3 separate regions of the Mus musculus genome follow, and all the other regions are linked to region 3. Evidence: chromatin loops called from intact Hi-C (ENCODE). Cell type or tissue: left cerebral cortex. All regions are shown on one strand. Each heading gives the region's core, and the rest is flanking DNA. Links, peaks and the distances in the headings are about the cores only.

What was found. Peaks named below come from ENCODE experiments on the same cell type or tissue, not always from the same donor. Only the 100,000 strongest peaks of a DNase experiment are listed, where the experiment ranks them.
Region 1: a loop joins it to region 3, with 2.3 times the contacts of the local background. A loop is called at or near these places in 5 of 42 quality-filtered maps.
Region 2: a loop joins it to region 3, with 4 times the contacts of the local background. A loop is called at or near these places in 2 of 42 quality-filtered maps.

The regions. Positions count from the first base shown.
Region 1 is chr8:66,900,849-66,911,178 of GRCm38, reverse strand. Gm39185 (a long non-coding RNA gene) reads right to left here and starts at 5,033. Exons shown (of 4, transcript XR_870476.2): 1 at 4,824-5,033. In left cerebral cortex, for the core only: no CTCF peak of the experiment used is centred there; DNase peaks (open chromatin) are centred at 4,597, 4,895 and 5,431; H3K27ac peaks cover 515 bases.
Region 2 is chr8:67,174,613-67,184,942 of GRCm38, reverse strand. No RefSeq gene overlaps it. Among named protein-coding and RNA genes, the nearest start is that of Gm24274, 34 kb to the left of the region's middle. In left cerebral cortex, for the core only: no CTCF peak of the experiment used is centred there; DNase peaks (open chromatin) are centred at 3,010 and 4,760; H3K27ac peaks cover 1,201 bases.
Region 3 is chr8:66,751,529-66,761,858 of GRCm38, reverse strand. No RefSeq gene overlaps it. Among named protein-coding and RNA genes, the nearest start is that of Npy1r, 59 kb to the right of the region's middle. In left cerebral cortex, for the core only: no CTCF peak of the experiment used is centred there; DNase peaks (open chromatin) are centred at 1,918, 3,819, 5,008 and 5,550; H3K27ac peaks cover 1,898 bases.

The sequences.
Region 1 (10,330 bases), core at 775-8,774, 150 kb before region 3:
TTAATTGTATTCTCAGCTCAACAAATTGTTCAGCATTTTTTTTTCATATGTTGGCAAATTCCACATCTCAGAGAACCAAAGAACACAAAAGGCAGCAGCTGGGATTTTCATTAGGCTCAAGACAGATCTTTCCTTCTTCTGATATTATTAAAAGCTGCGTTCTTACACGGCTATAGGGAGATCCCCCAGAGACATCGGGACCCCTCCCTTTTAATCACTGGTCTGCAGAGTCCCCGGGGCTATTCCTGGCATGTACTGTGGCATAATGAGCAGCTCCTCCTCGGATAGTTGCTCCTGAGGTTAAGATCTGAGCCATGGGATCAGCACTGAGATAAAGGCTGAGTAGTCCTCAACTCTGCAATTTGCTAGCAGCGTGAGCACTGGAAAATTATTCACTATGAGCTGCAGCTAAGAATAGCTCTCAGATAATAGCACTCTAATAAGTATTGAGAAACTCTCTATTAAATTCCAGTTAGAAGAGTACCCAATGTATAGTCTTGAATGCTTACTAAACGTTACCAATAATTAAACTACTGAGTAGAAAATGGAGAAAAACAAGAAGAATACTTACAAAAATGAAGCTTATAGGTTTTGGACCTGTTCTCTGTTATTCTGAACAAAAATATATGCTCAATACTTAGTTTTAAACATATACTCTGAATATTCTCTCTCATGTTATTGCTGGACTGCAGAAGGCAGACTTTTTTAGTGCTACAAACTTCTGTCAAAACTACTTATTTTTCTTATCTTTTTTTTTTTTTTTTTTACAGATAGTTTAGTAAGATGAAAAATATACTGGCAGGCAATTTTTTTATTATAAGCAAAAATTCGCTTCCGTGAAATGAAATACTATTGAATGCTTCCTCAGAGCAACATAAAATAGAATGTTCTTCTTTGTGGAGAGGTAGGTATGGCTGAGCCCCAAAGTGGAACACTGTGTGTCCTCTTGCTCTGGTCAGGCTGTGTCCAGAGCTGGCTCTGACCCTTCAGTCCCAGAGTCCAGGAACACTCTCAGACTGCAATCTTCCATCCAAGACACAACTTTCTTTCTTCTGCCTGGGGCTCACCTAGTCCTTCAGAAATGACCAGACTTCAGTTCAAACAGGAGCAGCCTCACTTTCGTCTAAGACTCGGCACATGCTGTAAACAAGCTTTTACTGGAGAGCCCTGCATTGGCTCAGCCACTTAAAAAAATTGGTCCCCATATAGCTATTAGTTCTCTACAATTTGTTCCATTAGCCAGGGCATGGGAGGATAAAATCTTTAATAAAAACTAAAAGCACAAAGTATAATAGAGTTTTGGAGTTTTATCATCATCATCATCACTATTATTGTGCCTCCAAAGAGCCTTTTCAGACATTTTTTCCTAATCTCTTACCCTAAAGATTCAAATACCAAATATGGTATTTATATGATCATTGCATGTACATATATTTTAGTCATAAAAAGATGAAGGACATTGTCCATTCTAAGAACCAAGATTTACATCTGTGGGAGCCATTCTGCCCTTTGATAATTAATGCTTGATCTGTAGGAATTGAAGTACTAGAGCCAGGCAGCACAGTCAGGAGCCTTTGCTTGAGTCACACTGCACTGTTACACACATCACAACACCACACTTGTTTGAACAAGGAAAAGCATGAGGAAAATATGTTCTCTGCATAATTCCCATAAATCAATTCTTCATTTAGGAGACAGGCTCTTTGGGCTTCATGAGTCATGGGTGTCTGAAATCACTTGTCTCGGACAGGTTCATGCCATTCTGCTCTACAATTTTCACTTGCAGTGCTTATAAGAAAGACAGGATCATGGAGGTCATTGGAGGAGAGGGGAAAGAAAAGGAAGACTACCATTCGTGACACATTCTAAATTTTCCAGGAGCCATTCTTCTCTAAAGTGTTAGCCCATCACGGACCCATGTTTCTTCTGAAACATCCTACTGTGAAAGTTGGCTCTCAAAAATAGTCTTAATTTTCCCAGTCTCAGTGATTAAAATTTCCCACCAAGTCCAGAAAACAAAGTTCTATCTAGATGTCAAATCACTAAATTCAACATGAGAGAATCCTCTGAGTGTTAAAACAATCATTTCTGGGGCTGAAAAGGTGGTTCCAGTGTGCAGAACTCTTGTTGCTCTTGCAGGGGACCAGAGCTCAGTCACTAGTGCCCAGTTCCAGGAGACGTACATCTTCTGGCCTCTGCAGTGTTCATGTGCGCGTGTGTGTGCGCGCACACACACACACACACATACACACACACACACACACACACGACTAAAACAAATCTTTAAAAATATTTAAAAGAAAATAATAAAAGCTAAAGATTTATATAAACCTACACTCTTCAGTTAGTCCTAAGTTTTTCTCCCTTATAGTCATTGATCAACCAAAAAATCTTTAAAACCAAAGCAACACAGGTGCCTGTTTCATTGATGTTTTGGTTCATTATGCTTTATGTGGCTGAGAAAATAAACTAATAAAAATAACTATGAAGATCATAAAGTACTATGTGAGTTAGTTTTATGGTTTATTCAACCAAGGCAACACAGACAACACTAAACTGCTTAAATTCTTGATTAATAATTCTATAATTCATTCAACAGTTATTCAGTGTGAGCCTTTAGTTCCTTCTTATTCCATTAGGTCATTATCAGAGAACAGTTAGTGACCCCCCCTCCCACCAGCCCTGTTAGAGCCCCTTACAACAATTAGATCCAGGATAGTTTCCTATTCTCTACTTTCTTTCCCCACGTCTTACCTATGGATTGAAAATAAATTACTTTAAAACTATCTGTACTTTTTTAATTTGGAGGCATTTCTGCTTTCATTAAGCCAAGTACAACTACATAAAGAAATAAAGAAAGGTTAGTTCTCTCTTTCCTCCTTTTTGTGAACGCCACCTTAGTAAAAACAGTCTTGCCAGGCATGAGAGAATACACTCAGACTAGACTATATTCACATATAAGAGGAACACTGCTTCACTGTAGGTGGGACTGAAAGCTGGTTAAGACTACTTTGGAAATCAATCTGGCAGTTCCTCAGAAAACTGGAAATAGTTCTACCTGAAGTCCCAGCTATATCACTACTGGGCATATACACAAAAGATGCTCCAACACATAATAAAAACACATGCCCCACTATGTTTATAGCAGCATCCTTTATAATAGCCAGAAGCTAGAAAGAATCCAGATGTCCCTCAACAGAAGAACAGATACAGAAATTGTGGTATATTTACACAATGGAGTACTACTCAGCTTTTAAAAACAATGACTTCATGAAATTTGCAGGCAAATGGATGGAACTAGAAAACATCATCCTGAGTGAGGTAACCCAGAAACAAAAGAACACACATGGAATGTACTCACTGATAAGTGGATATTAGCCCAGAAGTTCATAATACCCACGATACAACCCCAAAACTATATGTAGCTTAAGAATAAGTAAGAGCAAAGTGTAGATGCTTCAATCCTACATAGAACAGGTAACAAAATAATCATAGGAGGTAGAAAAAGGGAGGAATCTAGGAGGGAGAGAAGAAGGGGAGGGAAAAAACGGGGGGCAGTATCAGGTGTTGGAAGGGACAGGAGAAAAGTACACAAGGTTAGAAAATTGAATAGAAATATGCAACAGTGGAGGATGGGGAGCTGAGGTAACCACTAGAAAGTCCCAGGCTCCAGGGACTCAAAAGCCTCCCGGGTCCCAAAATACCCAATAGAGGGGAGATGCAACTTGTAGAGACCACCTCCAGTGGGTAGGCACAGCCCCCAGTTGAGAGATGGGGCCACCCATGCATCTAAAAATTTTTAACCCAGAAATGTTCCTGTCCAAAGGAAAGACAGGGAAAAAACTGGAACAGAGATTGAACGAAAGGCCATCCAGAGACCACCCCACCCAGGGATCCATCCCAACTGTAGATACCAACCCCCCACATTATTGCTGATGCCAAGAAGCGCTTGCCGACAGGAGCCTGATATGGCTGTTTCCTGAGAGGTTTTACCAGCATCTGACTAATACAGATGCAGATGCTCACAATCAACCATCCGACTGAGCCTGGGACCCTAATGGAAGAACCCCCATAAGAACAATATCAACTAACTGAACCACCCAGAGTTCCCAGGGACTAAACCACCAACCAAAGAGGAACTCCAGATCCATATGTAGCGGAGAATGGCTTTATCTGACATCAATGGGTGGGAAGGGGGGCTTGATGTCCCAGTGTAGGGGATGCTAGAATGGTGAGGTAGGAGTGAGTGAGTGGGTGGAAGAGCACCCTCATAGAGGAAAAGAGGAGGGGGAAGAGGGGAGATGGGATGGGGGATTGTAGAGGGGTAATCGGGAAAGGGGATATCATTTGAAACATAAACAAATAAAGTGATTAATAAAAAATAAATACCTTTTTACTTTTGCATTATTCATGACAACATAGACTCCATAAGAAATTCATGCTACAAACTAACTCAAGACGAACTACTTAACTTTAGGCTTTAAAACACAAATATAATTCAGCTTGACTACACTGAAATGATGACTCACAACTGCTACAATTTATTTGGAGAGAAGAAACAAACCATTTCAATTCATCTAGGAAGAGGAAAGTAATCTGACTGTAGAGATAATGATTGTTTCGGAGTTACTGGATAAGGTGATATGCAGAAGATACACAGGTAGTAACAAGAAGAAATAATGACAGCAAGGCTTTCTCAGACCTGCCAGTGGTATAAATAATGACATAGAGTCTGCTTTATAGTTTAAAGCATACGCCTTTTGCTAGGACAATCTCCCAGCTAGCTCATCTAACTTAACCTGCCTATTTTGCCTGTGACTCACCACACGGCTAGCTCTATACCACTCTCCTCTGCGGTGGTCGGTCTGTTCCCCGTGTCCACTCCCGAATAGCTTGCATCTGCGTCATTCCCTTGCTTCACTCACTCTGTACGGCAGTTCCACCTCCTACTTCCTGCTTTGGCTATTGGCCATCAGGTCTTTATTATAACAAATCAGCAATGAGACACCATCTGATACAATTCCAGATTGCTTTTAGGCAGGTGAGGAAAAATGAATATTTACAACGTAGAAATGCCCAGTGAGGGGCCATAGAAATGAGAATATCAAAACCTGTCAGCATTTAGCTCTCTGCCAGTAGGGAATTAACAATTGAAAATGAAGAGACACACATTCATACCAAGTTTTTTTTAAAAAAAGAAAGTTTATCCCAACAGATAATGGTCAGATAATGATGCAGCTGTCTTGCAGAACCTAGAAGACAACGCGGAGCATGTTTCTGTAAACTCTAGGGCAGCTTTCATTTGAACAGAAAGGTAGTTTTCAGAATCACCTCACACACTGCATATATTTAGAGATTATTTTTGTCCTTGACAAGTCTGAGCAGAATCTAAAATAGGCTGAGGACTGAATGGACAGGAACACATTTGGTCTTCTGTTCCCACATGCAATAAGAATGACTAAACACCATGCCTTTTAAATTCCTGGGTGCAATACTTGCAATACTTTTGCTTTTACTTCCGAAAATGTAATCTGCACAGCATCCTACCTGCTTTCTATGTGGGCATAACGATGATTATAAAAAATGCTGCAGTTGATTGCTAGGCTGGCCATTCCTATCACCAGCCACTAAATGCAGCATCTTGAAGGGTTAAGGAGTAGGGTCTGTTATATTCATCTGGAATTTCAAGATGAAACCAACGTGGAGTGTTTGTGCTTCAGTGTCTTTTCTGGAATGAAGAGGTAGATTGGACGCTGCCTTTCAGTTTTGCTTCAGGACTTTCCTGGTTTTGTTCTCATCACATAGACTCTAGTATAGATTTTTGGAGCCCACCATTGATGAGCTCTAGCTACCTCTAACCCAGATATTTACATTTGTAGTCTTAGAAATTGACCACCATGATCTCTGGACAGGGTCGGCTCAGCAGGTCAGCTCAGAGAGCAGCTGCTGCACAGGCCTGACAACTTGGCCTCCATCCAAGAGTCCCACTTAAAGGGGGAAGGAAAGAGCATGCCAACCCCACTGGGTTATCCTTTGGTCTCCATAGGAGTATATTGAATCATTTTTTTTCTACAGTACTATAACCTATAGAGATTAAGTCATATTCAGAAAAACAGATTAAAGCCTTACATTAAAAATTCGTGGAGCTGTCTGAGTCTGCTTCTCCCTGTACAATAAGTAGTATTTGTATTTCTTTTTAGTTATCCATGGGTGTGGGGGAAGGATTAAAGTAAACCCCAGAAATTATTTTCTGAATGCTCCCCAGAAAACTCCCTTATGTAAACTTATTTGGACAACAAGTCTAGACAACACAGACAGCACGGCTGACTGCTGCTGGCTGCTTCTCCAGGGGGACAAGTGACAAATACTTTCTTCCACATGTTAACACTGATGTGATGATAAACAAAGAGATGAGTACTAGTGAAGTGTAAAGGGGTGGGTATCAAGGGAGAAGAAGCTAGTGTTCTAGTTTGGTTTTCTGCTGCCTTGATGAACAACTACAAAGCCACTTGGGGAGGAAACTGTTTATTTCCTACTACTGGCTAGAGTCCATTGAGGGAAGCCAGGGCAGGTTTTCAAGTAGAGACCATGGCGGAATCCTGCCCGCTCATATTCACTTCCACTGCTCACTGCAATTGCTAGCTTTCTCATCCAGCCCCAGGTCCCTCTGCCTAGGAATGGTGCTAAGGACAGTACATTGAACACGTCTGCTGATAGAGGGTAACAAAATCAACAGAGGAACAATCTCTAAACAAAGACAACTATAACAACTAACTCCAGAGATTGCCAGATGGCAAAAGGTAAACGTAAGAATCCTACTAACAGAAACCAGGACCACTCACCATCATCAGAACCCAGAACGCCCACTTCGCCCAGTCCAGGACACCCTAACACACCTGAAAAGGTAGACCTGGATTTAAAAACATATCTCATGATGATGGTAGAAGACATAAAGAAGGAATTTAATAACTCACTTAAAGAAATACAGGAGAACACTGCTAAAGAGTTACAAGTCCTTAAAGAAAAACAGGAAAACACAACCAAACAGGTAGAAGTCCTTATAGAAAAACAGGAAAACACATCCAAACAGGTGATGGAAATGAACAAAACCATACTAGACCTAAAAAGGGAAGTAGACACAATGAAGAAAACCCAAAGTGAGGCAACGCTGGAGATAGAAACCCTAGGAAAGAAATCTGGAACCATAGATGCCAGCATCAGCAACAGAATACAAGAGATGGGAGAGAGAATCTCAGGTGCAGAAGATTCCATAGAGAACATCGGCACAACAATGAAAGAAAATGGAAAATGCAAAAAGATCCTAACTCAAAACATCTAGCAATCACAAAAATGCCCACAAAGACATGCCTGCAGGCCTGTCTAATGAAGGCCTAACTCATTCAACAGAATGCCTGCTTCTGGGCTGTGTTAACTTAATACCCAATATTAGGCAACACAGATTGTGAGTGGCTTGCTTTGGTGGGTGGGAACATTTCAATGAAATCGGTTCATTCCTAAGATGCTGGAAAACAGATCAGTTTTCTACTTTAGCCACTGCTATTCACTTCTAATCTGAACATATAATTTAAAAGAAAAAAGAAGTCTTATTTATTTATTTTCATTTTGCCTTGTTTTGAACCTGGTGCCTGAGGCTCAAGCAACTGAAAAGATAGAGTTCCCAACCATAAGAGCAGAAACGTCTACTAAAGCAAACTTGAAATGGAAGTCTCCAGTTCTATTTTGGGCATGGTAAGGTCTCTGTTACAAAGCTAAATAAAGACATCTGGATTTGAGAGATGTATGGAAGAGAGATACATACAGAGAAGACAGAAATGGGGACTGGGGAGACGCCTCAGTGAGTAAGGCCCTCACTGTGCAAACCTGATGACCTGGGTCCTGGGACCCAGGGAAAAGCCAGCTGGACACAGCATCATGATAACTCTGGAAGAGAGTGTAAAACTTTGAGACACTTAAACACTCCCATCACTCCTATAGACTTGTTAAATGAGTTCAGATCGCCAGCCTTTGTAAATGTCTTTCGTGGACTTGATAAAGTTGCTTCTCTTTGGAAGCAAAGGCCTCGTTAGAGTAAACCATAGAGAAAGTGGTAGCAGCGACTGAAGGCTGAACTCAGAGGGCTGAAGCAGATGGGGACAGTAGCTGGCAAAGAGGGTCAAAAGTAAGACTTAGAAAATAAAATACAAGAGGCCATTTTCCAATACAGGAAACAGGATGATGTTTGGGAAGAGAAGGGAGACTTACTACAAAGATTGACATGTTGAAGCAGCCTGGACCTACAATGTGAGCCCTAGGTAATGGTGTTTCATCTCTTGAAAAATAAGCTGGGTTCTTATTAATTCACTATACTTGATGGAATGTTCAAGTCTACATTCCTAAGAGAAACAAGCCTATAATTTTCCTTTTTTATACCATCAGATTTTAGTATCAGTTTCATTGGTCTCATAAATGATATTTTCTTCTGAGATGTTCTCATCGATTTTACCTGAAATTGAATATTTGTTTGTGAAATGCTTACCATTTATATGTGAAGCTATGTGGCCGCGAGGATTCTCAGTGGCAAAGCTGGTGGGAAAGAATTCTTAGCATGAAGGGTTTTGTGGGCTAGTACTTGCTCATATCCACATATAATCGTGGCTATTTTAACAGAAAACCGATAGTTTATGCTCTAAGTTCAAGAATTGACAAATGGAACCTCATGAAATTGCAAAGCTTCTGTAAGGCAAATGACACTGTCAAGAGGACAAAATAGCAGCCAACAGATTGGGAAAAGATCTTTACTAACCCTAAATCTCATAGGCGGCTAATATCCAATACATATAAAGAACTCAAGAAGTTGGACTCCAGAGAACCAAATAACCCTATTAAAAATGGGGTGCAGAGCTAAACAAAGAATTCTCAACTGAGGAATACTGAATGGGTGAGGAGCACCTAAAGAAATGTTCAACATCCACAATCAGGAGGGAAATGCAAATCAAAACAACCCTGAGATTCCACCTCACACCAGTCAGAATGGCTAAGATCAAAAACTCAGGTGACAACAGATGCTGGTGAGGATGTGGAAAAAGAGGAACACTCCTCCATTGTTGGTGGAATTGCAAGCTAATACAACCACTCTGGAAATCAGTCTGGCCATTCCTGAGAAAAGTGGACATAGTACTACCTGAGGATCCAGCTATACCACTCCTGGGCATATACCCAGAAGATGTTCCAACATGTAATAAGGGCACATGCTCCACTATGTTCACAACAGCCTTATTTATAATAGCCAGAAGCTGGAAACAACCCAGATGTCCCTCAACAGAGGAATGGATACAGAAAATGTGATACATTTACACAATGGAATAGTACTCAGCTATTAAAAGCAATGAATTTATGAAATTCTTAGGCTAATGGATGAAACCAGAAAATATCATCCTGAGTGAGGTGACCCAGAAACAAAAGAACACCCATGGCGTGCACTCACTGATAAGTGGATATTAGCCCAGAAGTTTGGAATACCCAAGATACAATTCACAGACCACATGAAAACTCAAGAAGAAAGAAGATCAAACTGTGGATACTTTGATCCTTCTTAGAAGGGGAAACAAAATACCCATGGAAGGAGTTAAAGAGACAAAGTGTGGAACAGAAACTGAAGGAATGACCGTCCAAAGACTGCCCTACTTGGGGATCCATCCCATATACAATCACCAAACCCAGATACTATTATGGATGACAACAAGTGCTTGCTGACAGAAACCTGTTATAGTTGTCTCCTGAGAGGTTCTGCCAGTTACTGACAAATACGGAAGTGGATGCTCACAGCCATCCATTGGACTGAGCACAGGTTCCCCAAGGAAGGAGCTAGAGAAAGTTCCCAAGGAGCTGAAGGGGTTTGTAGCCTCATAGGAGGAACAACAATATGAACTAACCAGAACCCCCAGAGCTCCCAGGGACTAAACCATAAACCAAAGAGTACAAATGTGACTCCAGACACATTTGTAGCAGAGGATGGCCTTGTGGGACATTAATGAGAGGAGAGGCCCTTGGTCCTGTGAAGGATCGATGCCCCAGTGCAGGGGAATGACAGGACAGGGAAGTGGGGGTGGGTAGGTTAGTGAGTGGGGGGGGGAGGGGGTGGGGCAGGTGAGTTTTTGGAGGGGAAATGAGGGAAGGGAATAACATTTGAAATGTAAATAAAGAAAATATCTAATTAAAAATAAACATTCTTTAAAATAAAATAATTATGGTTATAGTAAATACCTGTCGAATATATTTCTCATAGCATCATCAACAACTTCAAAAAGAATTATTGAAATGAACTGCATGA
Region 2 (10,330 bases), core at 730-8,729, 420 kb before region 3:
ATGAAAAAGAAAGTTCTCTCTGTTTTCCCTTTCTCCCTGAAATTGAGCACAAAGATACAGCTGACACTTTTAGTTTGAGTATAATGGAGAGCAATATTGTAGTACATACTGGGGATGGATCTGAAGACCAATTTGATGTATTTTGCTGATTACTAAGAAATAATCAAATGTAGTTCTCTGATGAGTGACAGTGGCTTTTGTGTGATTCCAGTCTTTCCTAGTGCCTACAGCACTCTAGTCTCATGTTATCTGTTTAGGAATAGACATGGATAAAGTAAATGAGTGCATTTGAATTACACTCATCCATAGTAGATATTGCAAGTGTTAACATAACCCAAAGCTGTAGGGAATATAGGTTTTTGCACCAATTCATGGATTTTATACTGAAAGAGAAGTGGTGTGTGGGAGGTTTTGATAAAGTTGGCATTCTCCCTGATTTCATGTGATTGGCAGTATAGATTTAACGGATGGAAATATGCAAGTTTGGTTGTCTTGTATTATGATAATGAATTTCATAGCTATGGGGCTAGGAATCCAAAGCAACTTGGAGATTCATATGATGGGAAGGTAGATAGGACATGGGTAGGACTTTGCAGGAAGAAGAGGTTTCTACATTAATTCAGCCATTGTGAATTTTACCCCAGGTTTTATCCTTATTTGGTGTTTTGCAGAGTTCAAAATCTGCTTTTTGTAATGGTCGTATTTTAATACGCATAACGGAGGTGGTGTGGAAAGAGTATTAAAGTTGAGAAGAACCAAGAATCCAGTATGATGAGTTGTTCATGTTCTAGTACAGAATGATTTCAGACTTGATAAAAAAGAAAAATTATAGTAAGGATACCAAAGTATCAGTGAATAAAGACAGGTCATTCTATGTTTATATCTAATATAGTGTGGAAGACAGCCAGCCTGTTCAGATGATGGAAGTTGGTTTTACTGAGACAAACACTAACCGGTCTAATTTGATGTTTGGTTAAAAAAAAAAAGTTACTTAAAATTGCATCTCTCAAATTTTTCTAAGCTGTTGAAAATTATTAGTGCATTTAATTTTTAACAGTATATGGGGACTATAGTCATAGTCACTAAACAGATATGAAAGTCCAGAAACTTAAGTAAACTGTCCAAGTTCATAGATCTAGTAAATGATAAGCTGGAGATCGGTTGTAGGAAAAGGAGATCCAGGAGACAGAAAGAAGGAAGAGGGATGGTTAGAGACATTGACAGAAGTGGGAGACAGAGAGGGAGGGAGGGAGGGAAGAAAGAGGGAAGGAGGAAGAGGTGGAAAGACAGAGAAAGAGACATGCACACACACACACACACACACGCACACACATGAGAGAGAGAGGGAGAGGGAGAGAGAGAGAGAGAGAGAGAGAGAGAGAGAGAGAGAGAGAGAGAGAGGTTAAGTTTTCTAGGTCACAGAAATGTGGAAATAAGAAAACCCATTTGTCTGCATGGGTCCTATACATATTTAATGGTTAGGAATAAGGCAAGAAAGACAAGATTATGAGAGAAAATCCAAAGTAGGTGGACTGAATATGTTGCCTGGTATTAAAGTACATTCTTCATATGTGTGAGGGCTGGGGTTTAATCACTGGGGTGAGAGGTCTGGAGAGTAGTACTTATATTCCTGTTAAGAGTGAAAGGACAAAAACTGACACAGCTGCATGCATATATGTATAATATATATGTATAGGTATATGTGTATATGTGTATATATATATATATATATATATATATATATATATATATATATATATATGTGTGTGTGTGTGTGTGTGTGTGTGTGTGTGTGTGTGTGTGTGTGTATGTGTGTGTATATATATATGTATGTATATGGGTATGATATTTAGGGTAAAACTTTGATCAGGCTTTTGACAGAAATTAGAAGCTCAAAACTACAGGCTTGTGTTGTGACTTCCAACAGGCCTTAGAGGTGCTATGTTTCACTGGGACACCTCCTCCATGTGCTAGAGAAAGCCAAAATGATTTGCCCCTGTTCCCATGAAATATACCCGCTTTGTGGTCTAGCCTAGGGAAAAATGGAGGTTGGTTTCTAGACATTACCTAGGAATAAACATGTCATCTACCTCATATCAAAGATTGCATGTCCATGGCCTCATGAACCACAATCCGTTGTGCTGTGGTTTCATTAGTGCTTGTGTTCTGCACAGTGGGTCATAAATTTCCATTGTTTTTACTGTGCTAAAAATGATAAAACATACTGCTTTCTATTGTTCCAATTTCTGTATGTCTGATGGAAGAGCAGACAGGCAGTTGTTGAATAGTTCTGTAAAAATCTAAATAAGAGCTAAGCTTGGTAACTAATCAAGTCTAAAAGATTACTAACATCACTGTAGATACACTCTGTACCAGACCAAGAGTAGGAAATTTTAAATTTTTCATGAGAAGGCTTTAGAGTTCCCATGGCTGATCTCATGCACAGATTATTTATTTTTAATAAAGCAGTGAAAGTCACAAGGGGAAATAGAAACATCAAAAGTGAATACTTCTTATGAAAGGGAAAGAACTAAACAATACTTGGAAGTCACAAAGTAAAGAATCTAGATAGTCATCTCGTCAGAAAAACGTGTCAGTCACACACATCTGCTCTTTCCCAGCCATGACTGCTATCAGAGCTAGTATAGGGCTGACTTTCTCTTAGATACCAAGCTAGACCCATGAACCTAAGCAGTGGCTAAGATAGCTTCAGAAGATTTGTGCATAGAGCTGGAAACGGTATCTTGAAAGCAGATCCTCTCTGGTTCACAGTTCTGCACATCTTGCAAACTGAGACCCAGTCTTCTCAGAGACATTAATTTCCCAGCAGACCAAAGGATAGATTTAGCCACAATAAAAGATATGGATTCCATATGCTCAGTGTTCCTCTTATCTAATGCAGTCTGCTGGATGTGTAGGCGGCTCCTGGTCCTTCTCATTACTATCCTGTGGGTATTTCACTGGGGTGGCTGACGTCAATGCTGGTTGCTGTTTTGGGTATGAATAATGTAGTGTCTTTTGTTTCTAAAAAAAAAAGCGTCATGTCTATAAGACCACACTGGCTAACTTAGCTTTACAGTCGAGTAAAATGCCAGCCGCTTCACAGGTCTTGATGCACAGATGTTGGCTTAGAGAATGCCCAGGATGCAAATGAATCTACTAGAATAGAGCTGTGTCCACAGCTTATTTTAGCACCCTTATTTGATGGTGTATAACTAGAAGCTCTGGCAAATTGTCGGAATACATCTTTGCACCTCAGCACTTATAAGGGAATGTTGGAAATAGCCACATTAAAATTGACCTTTCTCCAGTCAGTTATTTTAAATGGAAAACTCACAGTAGATAGATAATGACAATATAAACAGTTCTTCTTACTTTTCTGTTTATTTGTGGACAGAACATATTCCTCAAAATACTTTAGTAACTATTGAAAAATATTCTCTAAATGAAGGCCTGAGAAAAAGGATACATCTCTATTCACAATGTGCTAACAATGTTCATAAGTTAGTGTTTCATAAAATATGTCAAAGCTAACTGTGTCCTAGAAGCATCTCACAGTAGGTGTTTTGGGCATGGAAATGTCAGAACAATAGGGCACCAAATTACAAAATGCTTAGCTTTACTTTCTGGACAGGAAAATGTCTTGAGCGTGAACACCAGTGTTATTTACAATTACTGAAATCTGTCACAATAACTTTCAGGAAAATTATAGATGTTTTTTATTCAGTACCATTAAATACTCAGAATCTAATTAACTCTAAATGTTGTCAGTCGGTTTTTTTCCTTTATTCTATTTAGCTGTCTATTAGATTTAAGCCATGATATCATAACATCAGAAAAGTCTCTAAAATTTTAATAAAGCTACTCTGTATATCAAGGCTTTATATGCCCCATGCTACTTAATCCCTAACTCTACATAATACTATTAAGCCCTCTGAGGTAGGCATTAAAGGATAATCACATCTTTCAATGAAGGTTTTCAAAGTATGTTTCTCCATCATTGTTGGTTGTCACAGTCGGATGAAAGCTAATCTAACAAGTCTGGATGCATTAAACAGCCTTCACATTGATCAGGGTTTGCTGGACCATTGTTTAATGGTTTCTCTTAAGTGTATGAACTTGTTTGTGAATAATTGTAGGTTAACCGTATGGCAAAGAATTTGGGAACTATGTAATTTAATAATCACAATAAAACTGGTCTAATGTGTGCATTTGTGTGTGTGTGTGCTCACACAATGCCTTCATCTTATAAATTAAAACAGATTTTGGATAAATCATGAGTTATTTCATACGCTTATACAGTGGACATCAAAGAGGTTAAATTTTATATGTCATGATGGAACTGAGGGAAGAGCTGAAGCATGTGTCAGACACCCTGTTCAAATACCGGGAAACACCAAACATGACTTTTAAATTTTGTAACATAAAACAAATGTAGTCATCATACAAATATTGCTAAAATTTTGGAGACAAACAAGCTCCTTGGCATTTGGTTGAAATCACAAAGTGATAGCTTATAGCCAGGAGAATGGGAAGGTACTGTAATCAGAGTGGATTTGAAAACTGCTTTTCTTTCTGCACTGTTCCTTCCTCTACTCATTGTCCATATTTTTCCTCATTACGCAGTCAAGCCTTAATGTAAGAGGGGAATTTTGAAGCAATCAAATGCATCTCCTTCAACTTGATTATTCTTTGTCTTTCTAAATCCAATTAAAAATTACAATTCCATGAAAGCTCCTGGACAGAAATCAATGCAGGAAATGAGCCAGCGGGGTATGCTGGATCTTTGCAGGTGAGGCTCTTGCCAATAAAACACAGCATTTGAAATAAGGGAAGAGAAGTGCAGACTGCAGTTCCTCACATACCAGTGCCTTTGCAAGTTAGAAAGGCAAACAGCATAGCAGAGAAAGATCCCAGAAAATACTATAGAGGAAAGACAGTCCAATAGGAGGAACAAGGCTAAAGTATGTGTACTGGCTGGTTTTGTGTCAACTTGACACAGCTGGTGTTATCACAGAGAAAGGAGCTTCAGTTGAGGAAATGCCTCCATGAGATCCAACTGTAAGGCATTTTCTCAATTAGTGATCAAGGAGGAAAGGACCCTTGTGTGGGACCATCTCTGGGCTGGTAGTCTTGGTTCTATAAGAAAGCAGGCTGAGCAAGCCAGGTGAGGCAAGCCAGTAAAGAACATCCCTCCACGGCCTCTGCATCAGCTCCTGCTTCCTAACCTGCTTTGAGTTCCAGTCCTGACTTCCTTGGTGATAAACAGCAGTATGCAATTGTAAGCCGAATAAACCCTTTCCTCCCCAATTTGCTTCTTGGTCATGATGTTTGTGCTGGAATAGAAACCCTGACTAAGACAAATTGGAACCAGCATAGTGGGCTATTCCTGTGACAACCTGACCATGTTTTGGGGAGGATTGTTGTAGGACTTTGGAACTCTGGGTTTGAAATTCATTCGTTGTGAAGAGCTCTATCAGATGTTGTGTAAGAGCTTGGAAGATAATGTTGAGAACAGTGCAGAAGATGGAGGTCTGGCTTGTTGTGGGGAGCGGGTGTGGCGGCAGTCCCAAAGGCGCCAGGGACTGCAGCTAAGTCATATGACTTGCACCTGACTTCCTCATATAAGACACAAACATCTTGAGTGCTGCGCAGGTGTACCAGGATACAGGTGAATCCATTTTGATGGAGATTTGCCCCTGCTGCCCTGATTAGCTGAAGCTGCGTGCCTGGTGAGGTGGCGTGGCCTGCTGTGCGTGGATGTGAACTGAGAGTATAAAAGAGTGAGAGGCCCAGGGTTCGGGGGAGATATAAAAACAAGGGAGATATAAAAACGAGGGCGATATATAAACAAGGGAGATATAAAAACAAGAGAGATATAAAAACAAGGGAGGGAGATATAAACAAGGGAGATATGGAGAAAGAAGAAACAGGACTGAATAAACGTGTGCAGAAGGATCCTGTAGCAGCGTCGTTCTTCCTGGCCAGTTGAGCGCGCGCAACAAGTGGTGCCGAAACCCGGGAACAAGAAACATCTTCAGGCAAGAGCGAAGACCCCCTGCTACAGGGAGGATTCAGAACTGCATCACGAGGAAGGAGTGGTTAATAAAGTGTTCCCGTAAAACAGACTGTTGAGAAGGATCCGGCGTGGATTCAGAACTCTTCAGCTGGGGAACGGTACTGATGAAGAGAAAGAAGAAAGATGAGGACTGAATAAACTGCTGTTAGAAGGACTGGTGGTCGCGTCGTTCTTGCTGGTCTAGAGCGGATGCGACAATTGGTGGCCCGTACGGGGAACCGACTCCCCCACCGAGTTCAGAACTTTCAGCAGTCAGTGGTTGCCGGCAGGGTAAGTTCACAGTGAGTGAAACTTGGGACCCCAGGAGTTTGGGAAGGACCTCGATAAAATAGAGGTGAGCATAAAGTTGCCAGGAAGTAGGCACAAAGTAACCCAGGAGTTTGGGAAGGACCTCGGATAAAATAGAGGCAAGCATAAAGTTGCCAGGAAGTAGGCACAAAGTAACCCAGGAGTTTGGGAAGGACCTCCGATAAAATAGAGGCGAATATAACGTTGCCAGGAAGCAGGTACAAGGTAACTAAAGGTTCATGGCTTTGGGACAAGTTAAGGTTCCTGGTTTTGGGACAAGTTAAGGTTCCCGGTTTGGGGACAAGTTAAGGAACTATGATAACCTCAGTGTAGTGATCAATAGATCCTCGCTGTGTAGTTATGCTTTTTTCTCCCATTGACCCTTTGTGGGTAGGTCTGATAGTTTTGGTCTTGTTTGTTCTGATATATGGACTCTGTTACTGTTTGAAACTGTGTGTAGAGGCAGTCAAGACAGGTCAGAAAATCCTTATAGAGCAACAAGAAAGTATGTCAGAAGAGGAAAAGGGCTTAAAAAGAAAAAGGAAAAAGAAAGGAGACACAATGTTATCAGGTGGACAGAAAGGACAGGACAACAGAGTCGAGGCGGAGGAGGAGGTGAATTAGCTTCTGCTCCCCCTCCCTATGCCTCCTCGTCAGCCATCTATGGGCAGACCTTCTGTCCGGAGGTCTGGAAAGAGGATAGATTCTCCTTGCTGGGATGTCCTATTTTCACTGATCAAGCTAAATTTGCATGGGATAGAGATATGCTGCTTGATCAAGGTCGATTTGCACAACAACAGACAGGATATCCAGTGCAGGTGTTTGAGCAGGTGAATCAGATTGCCATAAGGGCACGGAAATCATTGCCCAACAGAGGGGAAGCTAGTGAAAACTTGACTCTCATATTGACTCCCCAGATGAACACACAGGTGATTGAGGTTATGGTCTCATCACCACGAGGTATTGTGTCCATCTCCCCTGGGATCGACCAGATCAGGTGTTGATGTGGGCAAGAGGGTCTGTTTGTGTGTTTCCACAGGACCAGATGGAACCTCTTTGGGTGCCGGAGAGATTGGTGAGACGCTGCAAGAATGAGGCTCCTGATCCAGTTGCCCCTGTGGATGTGGTGGATGATCCCACAAGCACAAAGGATGGAGCCGAGATGAGAGATACTTTCGGTATTCCAGAAGCCGATACCAGCTCAACATGACATTCAAATTTTTCTATGCCTTTTTGATCCCTGAATTCCCCTTAAAGAGATAGCCCCGCTGGCCATCTATCCCTTGCTTCAGGGAAGATGAGCGGGGATGAGAGCCCTGGGATGTATGCTTGTTATAGTGTGTGCGTGTTGTGTGTTTGGCACATGTGTTAGGTGCAGAGTGTGCGGGTCCGCACTTTTGCCATGGTAGCGTAGGCTTTTGCTGCAGTGGAGGCGGGACAATCTCCTCAGATTCGGTTTGCCGCTCTAAAAGAAATTATGCTGCGTTATGCCGTGGGGTGCGAGGCTAAGCACTGCACAGAGGATAGCTTGCTGTTGGCATCCTGTGGAAGGCATGTCTGATTGCATGAAGGTTCAGTGTCCTAGTTCCCTTCCCCCAGGAAAAACGACACGGGAGCTGGCCAAGACCTCTCTGGGTGATGAGCCTAAGGGATGGTTTTGTGTAGGGCCCCTATGCTTGCACACTGGGGATCAGACCTCTACCTTCACCCATGAGGCTTGCTTGCAGCAATTAAGATCTGGCCATAAGTTAATTAACATCCTGGCCTTTTGATGCACCTGCCACAAGCAAAACAAAATCTCCCCAGGTGTGGCTTGGCATGATAGAGAGGTAGTCAGTGATAAGACTCCCTGGGCATGTCACCAACCTAAGACAGGGATCAAACCAATGCTGTTTGTCTCCCAAAGACAGGTAAGGGGCATGGTTGCGAGGGGCTATCTACAGACATTCTCTCTGCCAAAAAAGAAAAAAGGGGGAATTGTGGGGAGCGGGTGTGGCGGCAGTCCCAAAGGCGCCAGGGACTGCAGCTAAGTCATATGACTTGCACCTGACTTCCTCATATAAGACACAAACATCTTGAGTGCTGCGCAGGTGTACCAGGATACAGGTGAATCCATTTTGATGGAGATTTGCCCCTGCTGCCCTGATTAGCTGAAGCTGCGTGCCTGGTGAGGTGGCGTGGCCTGCTGTGCGTGGATGTGAACTGAGAGTATAAAAGAGTGAGAGGCCCAGGGTTCGGGGGAGATATAAAAACAAGGGAGATATAAAAACAAGAGAGATATAAAAACAAGGGAGGGAGATATAAACAAGGGAGATATGGAGAAAGAAGAAACAGGACTGAATAAACGTGTGCAGAAGGATCCTGTAGCAGCGTCGTTCTTCCTGGCCAGTTGAGCGCGCGCAACAGCTTGTGAAATTTCAGAGGGAAAATTAAAGACTCTTTTCAGGGCCATTGCTGTTTTGATTGTGAAGATTCTGTAGTTCTGGTTAGCTGGGCCTGAAAAATCAGCTGTGATTAACAAGATACCAGAACTACTAAAGCAAAAAGTTTGCATTACTGGGACTATTGATGCTGGTTAGCTGGAGCTAAGAAATTAGCAGTGATTAAGAAGAGACCAGTATCATCGAGGTGACATCTGGGAAGTGTTTTCTGAAAGCACAAAGAGGCTGTGTTCCAAAGATAGCCAAGGTTGTACCACTGCTGCAGTGGTACTTGGTAATGTGTAAGGGTCACCCAGGTGGTACTGGTTTTGAAGGCGTGAAGGGGTCACACACAGCAGCTGAGGCTCAGCACTGTGACAGGCAATGGAAAGCCATTGGCGAAGGTGCAGCCTCAATTGCAATTGACAGCCCAGGACTGAAGGGGTCATGCAGTGTTTTGGAGATGCCACTATCATGAGATGACCACCAAGAGCAGCAGCAGTAGTGGAGTACAGGCATCTGGAGCCTAGAGGACGACATCTGTGCTACAAAGGGCATGACTGAAGAAGTGACCCAAGCCCTTGGAGAAGCCCAGAAGATCATGAGTTGGATCCCAGACATTGGATGGTTAGAGATTGATTTTTGCTTTTGATTGTGACTGTGCCCTGATATTTTCCCTCTTGAAGGAAGCCCACAGTTAAGAGACTTTTTTTTTCCATTTTTTCTTTTTTCTTTTTTATTTATTTATTTATTTATTTATTTGTATTTTCTTCATTTGCATTTCCAATGCTATCCCAAAAGTCCCCCATACCCTCCCCCCACTCCCCTACCTACCCACTCCCACTTCTTGGCCCTGGTGTTCCCCTGTACTGAGGCATACAGTACACATTTTCTCTACCTATTCTATTTAGGATTCTTGAATGCTTCAATCTCCTTTCTAACTCACAGACCAGAGGTAGAAGAAACACAAGGTTTATAGGAAAAGGAGGTTTTGGAACTGTTTAGAAGTAGTTCTCTGGGGTTATTTCACTCTTTGTTGTCAGAATACCAGCAGCCCAGTCCAAGAGCAAACACCAAACATGAAACTGTAGCAGCAGCTTTATCCAGCAGAAATGACAAGGTCCTAATGAATTAGCATGATCAGTAGAAGTGGCCAGAATCAGTCAGAATACAATGAGAAGTGAAGTGAAGACCAGCAAACCATTAAAAGGTATAACAATGCAAGAGAGTACTTTCATTGTCTGTGGGGTTCTACTAATACTCTTTCCAAACACAGTAGACCCTCTCAAGTGTCTCCTTCTGCAAAACATCCTCTCATGTGCCTCTTTTAGCAAAAATACTCTCAAATGTCTGTTGCAGCCAAACATCCTCTCATAAGACAGCTTCCAGAACATCATCATGAGATATAACCGAGTTTCCAAAGAAACTAAAAACTTCCACTTCAAAGAAGTACACTATATTTTGGTTAGAAAAATGCTCTACAAAAATTTCTGTAAAAGGAATTGACTTGAGAGTGACTCAGGCCTAAACTTTACCTATAGAT
Region 3 (10,330 bases), core at 1,055-9,054:
TGATGGAACATAAAATCTTTCTTCTGAATTCTTGGTGTGTGTGTGTGTGTGCATGTGTGTTTAAATGTAGATACTACATCTAGATAATTGTTTGTCTGATTTGGTATTGAAAGTCTACAAAGTTGATTTCAGAAAAAACACCACAATAATTATTTTATTGCTTCTTAAAAAATTAAAGTATATATTATATTACATTGTATTATATTAACTTTGCCCTCTACCTTATTCATCCTCTCCTTGTCTCACCGGTCCCCTTCCTCCTCCATAAAATCTTCCCTCTGATTGTGTGTGTGTGTGTGTGTGTGTGTGTGTGTGTGTGTGTGTGTGTGTGTATGTTTAAATGTAGATTCCACATCTAGATAACTGTTTGTTTTGAGACAACATTGCACTCTATTAGCCCTGGCTGGGATTCAGTAAATATACCAAGTTGGCTTCCAGATTGCCATGCTCCTCCTGCCTCTGTCCCTTGAGTTCTGGAGTTAGACATATGTACTACCAAAGCCAGCTGGTAGATAACATTTTCTAAGGCAATTTTCATATTTCCCTTGAAGTGTCCCTTTTTTTCAAACATCAACAAACAACTTGGGGCTTCATTGTCAGAAGCAAAGTACTTGTGATGATTGCCTGCGAGAATAAGAGATAGTAGACCTTGCAAAACCCATGCTGGCGTTTCAAATGACCAGTTCCTGCTCTGGTCTGACCCCAGAGTGTCTCCAGAGTATTTGTCTGACTATTTGACTGCTGTTCACACTTCATTTCTAAGGAGATAAGTAATCAGTCTCAGTACACTTTTTATTGGGGTTACAACCCCACGATGCAAGTTTCACAATTACAAACCATACAGCTATATAGACCAATCAAATCAGGGACATTGGCCATATTAGAGAATAGTAAGTATTAGTGGATACCAGTGAACAACTGGGATTATGGTTCTGAAAACATTACATTATTTGAAATAGTCTACAAGTAATCATTGTAGAATTTAAGGAAAACAATATGTTGCAGCTCTATTTTTAAAACAAGGTAAACTTTTCTTCACAAGTTTTATTTATTTCATTAATAACTGAAAGACATTCACTGAGATTGTTTTCAATAATAAAAAATGCTATGGTTTTGACAAGAGATCTCTTAATAGTGATGCTAAATGCATAGGCATATAAAGAAAACTTTCACCTTATCAATATTACATAGCTTTTTAAAGACATTGATTCTTTTTACTCAATCTGCAAAATAATGTTTGATGTAGGCCTCAACTGTGTGTGTTTTGACTACTTCAGACTTGTCATTTTAAATCTCCTTTAAGCCATTAACTCATGCAGTAAGATTACAGAATGAATTCTTAAGTCTAGAACAAATGGTTTAACTGTCTGAGACCTCAGTTTTGTTTCTACCTGAGCTATAAAGAAGCAGGCAGTAATTTAGAAGAACTGACTGATTTAGTTACCTACATCACATTCTAGGTTTGAAGCCAGGAGTTAAAGTATATAAAGACTGGAGGTAGGGAGTGGGTGTTTGATTTCCCTGTTTCAATGCCAGAGACTTGAAATGTGTTCGGTATTGTGTGTTTGCAAACATACATAATGATTATCATAAGAAAAACGGTTGCTAGACTAACTGAACAAAAGTCAGGAAACCTGATTTCTCACACAAACCACCTGTGTGCTCTGAGGAAAGGAAATTATTGTTCCTTCCTCCCATGCTCTAACCTATTACAACATCACAGGTCTGGACTAGACAGCCTTTAAATTCCCTTTTCACTCTAAACTTTTATGGTTTCATAATTAAGAACAAAAGTGTTTCCCATTCTTTGAGTAAAGCATCAATGATGAGTCACTCAAGTTCAAAAAATATGCCTTTAATCTCATGCAGCACCCCAAGCTCCAAGTGTCTCACAGGAGCTATATCAATCACATTTGGCTGCTTTGCTTATAGTTGACAGCCAGAACTGGTTTGCTTTAGATAACACACTCTTGTGCTGTGTCACTGTTGCTAAGATACCATTTTGTAAATAAGTGTTATTTTAAATATACATCCTGGTGTGGGAAGATAAAAGACTTAGAAAGCAAATGGCCAGAAGATTTCAACTATTTTATTTTTAGAGGACTCAGTGTATTAGATAAAATGTAAACTTGTTTTGAGTACATTTTTTTTTTTTTGAGACAGGGTTTCTCTGTATATCCCTGGCTATCTTGGAACTCACTTTGTAGACCAGGCTGGCCTCAAACTCAGAAGTCCGCCTGCCTCTGCCTCCTGAGTGCTGGGATTACAGTACATTTTAAAATAATTTTCCTATGCACAGAAACTTGATAGCTTAAAGGCCTGTGGGGCATAGTGATCATGTCTAAGGCTAGTCACAGTGATGAGTACTTTTGTGACTATAGTGTCTGCCCATTTTGAAAAGACATTGATATTAATATGGTAGGTTATGTAAAGAGATTTAAAAAATACTGCTTTATATTTTTCACTAGGAAAAAAATGGAAAGAATGTAATGGCTAGCACTCACAATAGATAAATTTTTAAAGACTTCATCTTAAGGAATTATTATTGAAGACTAATAGATTCTAGCCCTGTTCCAAAGAGCAGCTGGTATGTAGATAGCCTAGAGAGATGGTGGGAGAAACTGCTTCCTGTATTCTTGGCTTGAAAGACAATAGAAAGAGGTCAGAACAGTCTGCTGCTCTCAGGTAATTCCTCCGCTACAACTAGAAATTCAACTGTGAGCATTGACATTTTGAATTCTTTTCTATTTTTTTTCTTTTTCTTTTTCTTTTTTTGAAATCTTCTGGAGCCCTGGTCCAAACAAACAGGAGTGACTTCTGGATGGAGGAGTATGGCAGAACCCAGAAACTCTGCTGTGGAGGCAGCTGGCTGTCAACAGGATAAACAAGTAGAAAGGGATGCAGGATTTGAGGAGTAGGTTGGTTGCCAGTTGTGTTGGTTAGTTTTTTGTCAATTGAACACAATCTTGAGTTACAGGCTAAGAAGGAACAATTAGAAAGTTGCTTTGATTAGATTGACCTGTGTTCATATCTGTGAGAGACTGTGATTGTCTTGATAAAGGATTGCTGGAGGAGGGCCTTCAGATGGTGGTGACATCATCCTGGCCATGTGGTCCTAGGCTGTAGAAGAAAAATGGCTGGCTATGAGTCATAGAGCAAGCAAACACTGTTCCTCCATTGTTCCTGCTGCTGGGTTCCTGCCTAACTTCCCTCAAAGGTGGATTGTGACCTGGAAGCATAAGATGAAGTCAACCCCTTCCGGCAAGATTGCTATTGTTCATGGTATGTATCATAGCAACAGAAAAGCAAACCAGAAGGCGAAGCAATGAAGAAAAGGATCCGGAAGGATCCTTAGGGCTTCTATGCCAGGTCTGGTTGGCTTAGGCTACTTGTCAATGGCCAGATGCAGTGGTCTGGTCCTTCTCTGGCTTTGTGGGCCAGCCCTGCTCCTTTAGTCTATGCTTTATTACTTTAGGACTCTGGAGAAAGTTTTCAGTAGCCACAAGCAAGCACAGTCTTAATCTCCCTCTTCCTTACATTCCCCAGATCTGAGCTGGCCAGCTCTGTCTCTAAGCTTGTATGGTCAGAAAATAGAACTTGATTCTTAGCCTATGATTCATTAGCTTTTTAGCATCTTATAAGCTTCTGTCAGATGATTTCAATGGTACTTGTTCATGTTAGTCATGGTTGGGTATGTATAATGTTGACCCTGTACTATGACCACCTTGAGGAAAGATCCTGTCGTTCATTCCCTTCCAGCAACAAGTCACCATGAACTGTTCCATCCCTTCCCTCCCTTGAAGCTACCACCTCCCACTGCCTCTAGCTTACCATCTGCCTGCCTTTCTCAGGCCTGCACGTATCATAAGTCACATGCTATACCTCTCAGGTTTAAGGAGAATCTCTGTGTGTGTGTTTCCTCTATTCTCTCCCACTGTTTCCAGTGCTTAACTCAAGTGGTTGGTTCCTAGTGAATACCTCTCAAATAATGGAAAACAGAGGAGCAGAGTATATTATATTAGCATTGTAGGGAATACTGTTTGAAACCAGGGACATTTATTTTGCATTTGCTTTCAGTTTCCTAGTAGAAACAAACAAACAAAACAACAACAAAAAAATGGGTTCCTATTTTTCCCACTATTTGGTGTATGAATATTTATGTGCATGTGCACGCACGTGTGTGTGTGTGTACAATGTTTTAAGTAAGGAAGGATGTGGAGTCCACTCACAGAAGGAGGAACTCAGAAGGTGAGCATCAAACAAGCCCATCACATTTCACTCGCTGTTGTCTCTTATACAATGCTGGCTTAAGGCCTAGTGTGACCGTTTTCTCCGTTCCCCTTTCATCTACCTCCAGATCACTTGTCCTTTTGTCCTCCTGTTTGTCTCCCTCCTCCAGCTTGTGAAATGGATCAATAAAAGAAGCCAGTAAAGATATCACTCTGCTCATAAAAAGCCAAAAGTTAACTGGAACGTGCTGAGTTCTGGATTATTTGGTTAATGTATGGACACAAAGCACATCCTTCTTCAGGTGCCTATGGGAAAGTTCTGATGGAAAGTATTGGGCTACGGGAGCGGGCTGTTTCCTAGAACTGGATCTCTCATTGCCAAAGAAACATGTGGCCATCAAGCTTGTCATGACCTGATGAGCTCAGAGACAATCATCTTCAGTGATTCTATGGTTCTTACATTTCAGATGCGTGATTTATAGCTATTTCTTAGAGCTTTCTTTTTAAACGGTGTGTGTGTGTGAATATGGATGGTGTGTGCATATGGAAACCCAAGAACAACCGTGAGTGTTGTTTCTGAGGAATCCTCTATAGTTTCTTTGAAGCAGTGTTTCTCACTGGACTGTGGCTTGCTGGGTATACTGGTCTGAGTGGCCAGCTAAGCCTCGGAAGCTGCTTATCTCCACATCCTCAGTGCTGGGATTATAAATGTGGGACATCACAGGAGGCTTTTCAATGGGGATTCTGGAGATCCAAATCAGGCTCTCATACTGCAAACAGGAGGCAGTTTACTGAGTCATCTCTCCAGCCACCATTTCATAGAATTTTGCATAAACCACATGGTATGGAAATGTGAATTCAAAAGGAAAGGCATTTGCTGAGAGCTGCACCTATTGTAGAGCTGCAGCTACACAGCTACCTTGTTTTAGGTCGCTTGCCTTCATTTTCCTTATTAGGGAAATAGAAATCAAAATCATACTTCAAAGAGTTGTGTGGAATGGATATGTAAAGATTAACACAGTGTCCAGCACCTAATTAACATGAACTAAGAGATGACTCTTGAATGTGGTATGAAATTAAATACTACTTGAGCCTTGTGCTTGTGAGTCCTGTCTCATATATGTACACATACATGTGTTTCACTTCCTCCATTGCTCTGTTCAGGAGAGACAACCATGTGTACATTTTTCGGAGGAGATAGCTGACACTCATAAATGTAAGTGAATCATTCACCCAAGGTTATCCAGATGGTAAGTGGGAGAGCTGGGATGTGAGCCCACGCAATGGGCTCAAGAACCCATATTCACAAGCACTGTTCTTTATATAAAAACCATGGTAAAGGTTTAGAAACAAGAGACACTTGAAAATCATCCAGGACCACCTATCATTTATAGATGTGGAATGTGGAGGGTTCCACACACTGGGTCAGAGCCACTGTGAATGACAAGGAATAAGAAACATCTAGTGGTGTCATGTGTGCATTTATAGCCTCTTGAAGAAGAGAAGCATCCCCAGGTGCCACAAACAGTCCTTAGAGGGCCTAAACATTTCAAGGAGAATAAACACAAGAACATTTGCTTTAAGGAAAAGTTTCAATGTGGTTTAAACAGTTGAATAAATGTGTGATGTGGATTAAACCCGGCCTGCAAGAATTCTGCTTCATCCACTGCATTGGAATGAGACTAAATGAAGCAGAAAAAACAAGAGAAGATGAGACATGCTGTTGAATCCAGTTTCAATTGTTCACCATGCACCAAATAACGGAAAGTATGGCTGCTGGAATTTCATTGCCAACCCAATCCATCACAAAAACAAGCGAGAAAGGAGGAAAACATTTCAGTTCTGACGTCTCTTTTCTGTCCAGTTTGTTTTTTGTGATAGAGCCTCTAACTGGCTTTGAACTTGCCAAGGGAGCTAAGTTGGCAGGCTTCTACCCCAGGCTTTGTCCCCTCCTCTTTAAGTGCTAGGCTTATAACTCCACTCCACTGCATACGTGTGTGTGTGTGTGTGTGTGTGTGTGTGTGTGTGTGTGTGTGTGTGTGTGTGTGTGTGTGTTCTGGGCATCCAATTCTTGTTCAGTGAGCATTTTAGCAACTGAGTCATGTCCCTACATGGCATTGTTTTAGTAAACTACAGTTTATGGATATTCAAACTCCAAAGGCAAGGTTTGCCACCAACTGTAACTCTGATTCAGATGTGCTGCCACAAGACAGTGGCACTAGTTTGTGGCTTTAGGGAGAGTTGCACAATTTGAGGTATTATGTCCAAGTCTCTTACTAATCACTGTCTTCCAACTGGACAATACAACATTGCCTGGGTCACTATTAGAGTGGCATAAAACTATTAGAGTTCTATAATTTTTTGATTACCACCAGAAGGAGAGGAATTCCCTTCTCTTGACTCCTCTTGGTGAGGTTGAGGATGGGTTCAGGAAGGACCTGACACCTCCTTCTGGCCTGCTTCGATACCTACACGTACATAGTGTCCTTGCACACACCCAAACACACATACACTTTAAATGAATAAATAAATGTTTAAAAAAAATAAAAGATTGCTCAGAGGCCAGCAGATCTATGTGACTTTGAAGCTTGCTTGGTCTATGTAGTGAACTTCAAGGCCAACCAGAGCTGTAAAATACTGAGAGTGTGTCTCAAATAAACAAAACAAACGTAAGAAATTTAAAAGATAATTCAAAATTTCATCCAGTTTTTTCATGCAGCAGTAAGTCACAATGTGATTGTGATTGTGTTTTTTTTTCAGATATGGTTGGGTTTTTTTGTTTATTTGTTTGTTTTTTGTTTGTTTGTTTTTTGTGTTTTGTTTTTTCAAGACAGGGTTTTTCTGTATAGCCCTGGCTGTCCTGGAACTCACTCTGTAGACCAGGCTGGACTGGAACTCAGAAATCTGCCTGCCTCTGCCTCCCAAGTGCTGGGATTAAAGGCATGTGCCACCACCGTCAGACTCAGATATGTTTTTTTCTACATGACAGACTACACACACATACATACATAAATACACACACATGCACACACACACATTTATACACCATTTTGTAAATGGATTTTAATAAACTCTATTGGTTATTAATAAGACCAGCCAGCCCCCAATAATTGAGGCAGAGTCCTGTGGACTTTTTAAATTGACTTTGGAACAATTACTGGGTGATTTTTCAATATGGTAGACTGTTATTTTCCCAGCTGTGTTCTCCAAGTACTTGCTGCATGAATCTCACCCTGGTTAATTTTGCTCTATTAGCCTGACCTCAGGGTCTACTTCTCCTGACCATGTTCTCATGATCCACATCTTCTCATGGTGGTCTTCCCACCTTCCCTTCTCCTCTGAAAAATGAAAGTACCTCCTGCCACCTGGATATCACTCCCCAACACACACACACACACACACACACACACACACACACACACACACACACACATCAAGTCACTACAGGACTAAACACATCCTCTCCCAATGAGGCCAGAGAAGGCAGCCCAAATAGGGGACCAGGATCCATAGGCAGGCAGGCAACAGATGCAGGGACAGCCCTTACTCCAGTTGTTGAAAGACCCAAATAAGGTCAAGCTGCATATCTGTTATACATGTGCAGGGATCCTAAGTCCGGCTGGTATATGCTCTTTGGTTGGTGGTTCAGTCTCTGAGAGCCCCCAACAGTTCAGCTTAGTTCAACAAATGGAAGCTGTAGCCACTTTTATTTAAGCAATAGCTTTACATTTGGGAGCAAGGTTTACACAGCAAAGACTGCTAAACATGGGAATTGACTTGTCTGTTGGCAACCAGATCTTAGGGACCAGTACTTAGCATTTGAATATATAGAATCACCAGACCAACCACTAACAACATTTGGAAAATTGCATAGATGCCAGAGCTTCCTAACTGGCTCCATAGCTCTGAATAGCTCACATCTAGGTACTACACAACAGAGAATTAACCTCTTTTAAAGACATTTATATGTCTCTCTCTCTCTCTCTCTCTCTCTCTCTCTCTCTCTCGTGTGTGTGTGTGTGTGTGTGTGTGTGTGTGTGTGTGAAAATGCATGTGGGAACCATCCTAGGCTGGAAGAGGACATTGGGATCCCTGGAGTTGAGGTTATAGGCAGTTGTGAGCTGCCTGGTGTGGGTATTGGGAACCCAGGTCTGATCCTATGAAATGAAAACAAGTGCTCTTGACCATTGAGCAACCTTTCCAGGCCCCAAACTTCTCTTTTTAAAAATCTACCCTGCAGCCAGGCGTGGTGGCACACACCTTTAATCCCAGCACTCAGGAGGCAGAGGCAGGCGGATTTCTGAGTTAGAGGTCAGCCTGGTCTACAGAGTGAGTTCCAGGACAGCCAGGGCTACACAGAGAAACTCTGTCTTGAAAAAAAAAAAAAGTCTACCCTGTGGAGGGAGGGATACAGAGAGACCCACCTGCTCAGAGGAGAAGGACAGGAGGAATGAGGGAAGGACTGTGGGAGAGGTGAACCAGGAAGAAGGAATGTAAAGTGAATAAGTAAAAAATTAATTAATTAATTAATTAAATTATAAAAAAAACCCTGTAAAGTTCTGTCATAAGTGAGGCGACTTCAGGTTTGGCTATTTTTAACAGTAGCATCTTGTCATTTACCCAAATGAATACTCCACTTATCACAAGCTCACCTGAATTTCCCATATTTACGTTAGCTTTATACATAAACACAACTTAAAAGAATAAAGCAAGACTAGGTCATTTAGTAGTTCCGGATACAAAGCAGTGGAGTCTGTTCTGCTCGTTTTCTCATTTCTCGTGTGCTGTGAGCTTACCACATATTGGGTGTGGTCCATAGCACAGAGGGAAAGGAAGATGTCATCGCCATCACCTTGGATTTTTTTTTTTTATTTGGGAAGAGTCAGTAGAGGAAATGGGGAAAGTTTTCTTACCACCTCAGTACAAGCCAGGGATGTTCTGAGAGAAGAACTGAAGGATGCTCTTCCTTCACACGCCCACGCTTAGTTCCACCCACAAGTGAGGTCCCTCATACAGAACACATGGGGTAAACTGTGGGGAATAAAAGGAGTGGGAGAAAACCCCGCATCAGCCAGAGTTTTGGTGTTCTGGGCGGGCAGACATGGGAGGACTGCCACACACTTTCCATGTGGCCCCCGGTGGATGTCTCGCTGTGGGAAGCCACAGAACCCAAGCCCGAGGGGAGTGGAAAAGGGGTAATCAGAGGTCTCTGGGCCTCACAGAGGCCAGAGATAACAGGTTCTCAGTCTTGGGTATCCCAGATGCCACTGGACACTATGGAAGAGCTGAGAACAAAATGGGGGCCCCAAGGGTGACTTGGTCATCCCCAGGGCTGAAGGGAGGAGAGGCCAGGGAGAGAGGGGGCACTGGGTGGTTCCCACTCAGGCAAGAGTCCTTGGTCTGGTCCATGGCTAGAAGGCCTTCCAGTGGGAGGTTAGACACAGCTCTTTAGGGGAAAGTCTACCCCATCGTTCAAGCACAGCCGGCCTTGATGAGCTGAGACAGTCTATGGTTTTAGAGCATTGTTGTAGAAAGTCAGGGAGAAAGAGAAAAGGTAGAAAGAGGGAGACTGGCCATGGCACCGTAGAAAGAAGGGGGAAGGGAGATAGAGAAGGAGGGCTAAAGATGAGAGTAAGATAGGTGAGAGTTTAAGAGAGAGAGGAGGGGCCAAGGAGTTCCTTTTATAGTGGGCTGGGCTACCTTGCTGTTGCCAGGTAACTGTGGGGCGGAGCATACCTGGCTTTAGTCAGGTAACTGTGGGTGTAGAGTCTCACTAGAAGGCCAGGAGCTTGGGGCTTTGTGTGAGTCACAGAATTATGGAGTTGGGAGCTCTGTGGTGTCTCTGGGAACGTGACTCACTGTTCTGTCCCTTGAAGAATTTTCTACTGGGTCTCTGGAGCAAACCTTCTTCAAGGAAAACAGGCTGCCTTTCACAGCCCCACAGCCCCACAGTAAACCATCACTTAACTTCTGAAGCTTCTGCTTGGTCTCTGACTAGGTAGAGACAATTTGGGCATTGGTCATATGTGGCACAATTAGGTGTTTACTTTTTCAAACTTTTTCATTGAAAAAGTAGCACTTGGTGGAAATATGTAGAGAGT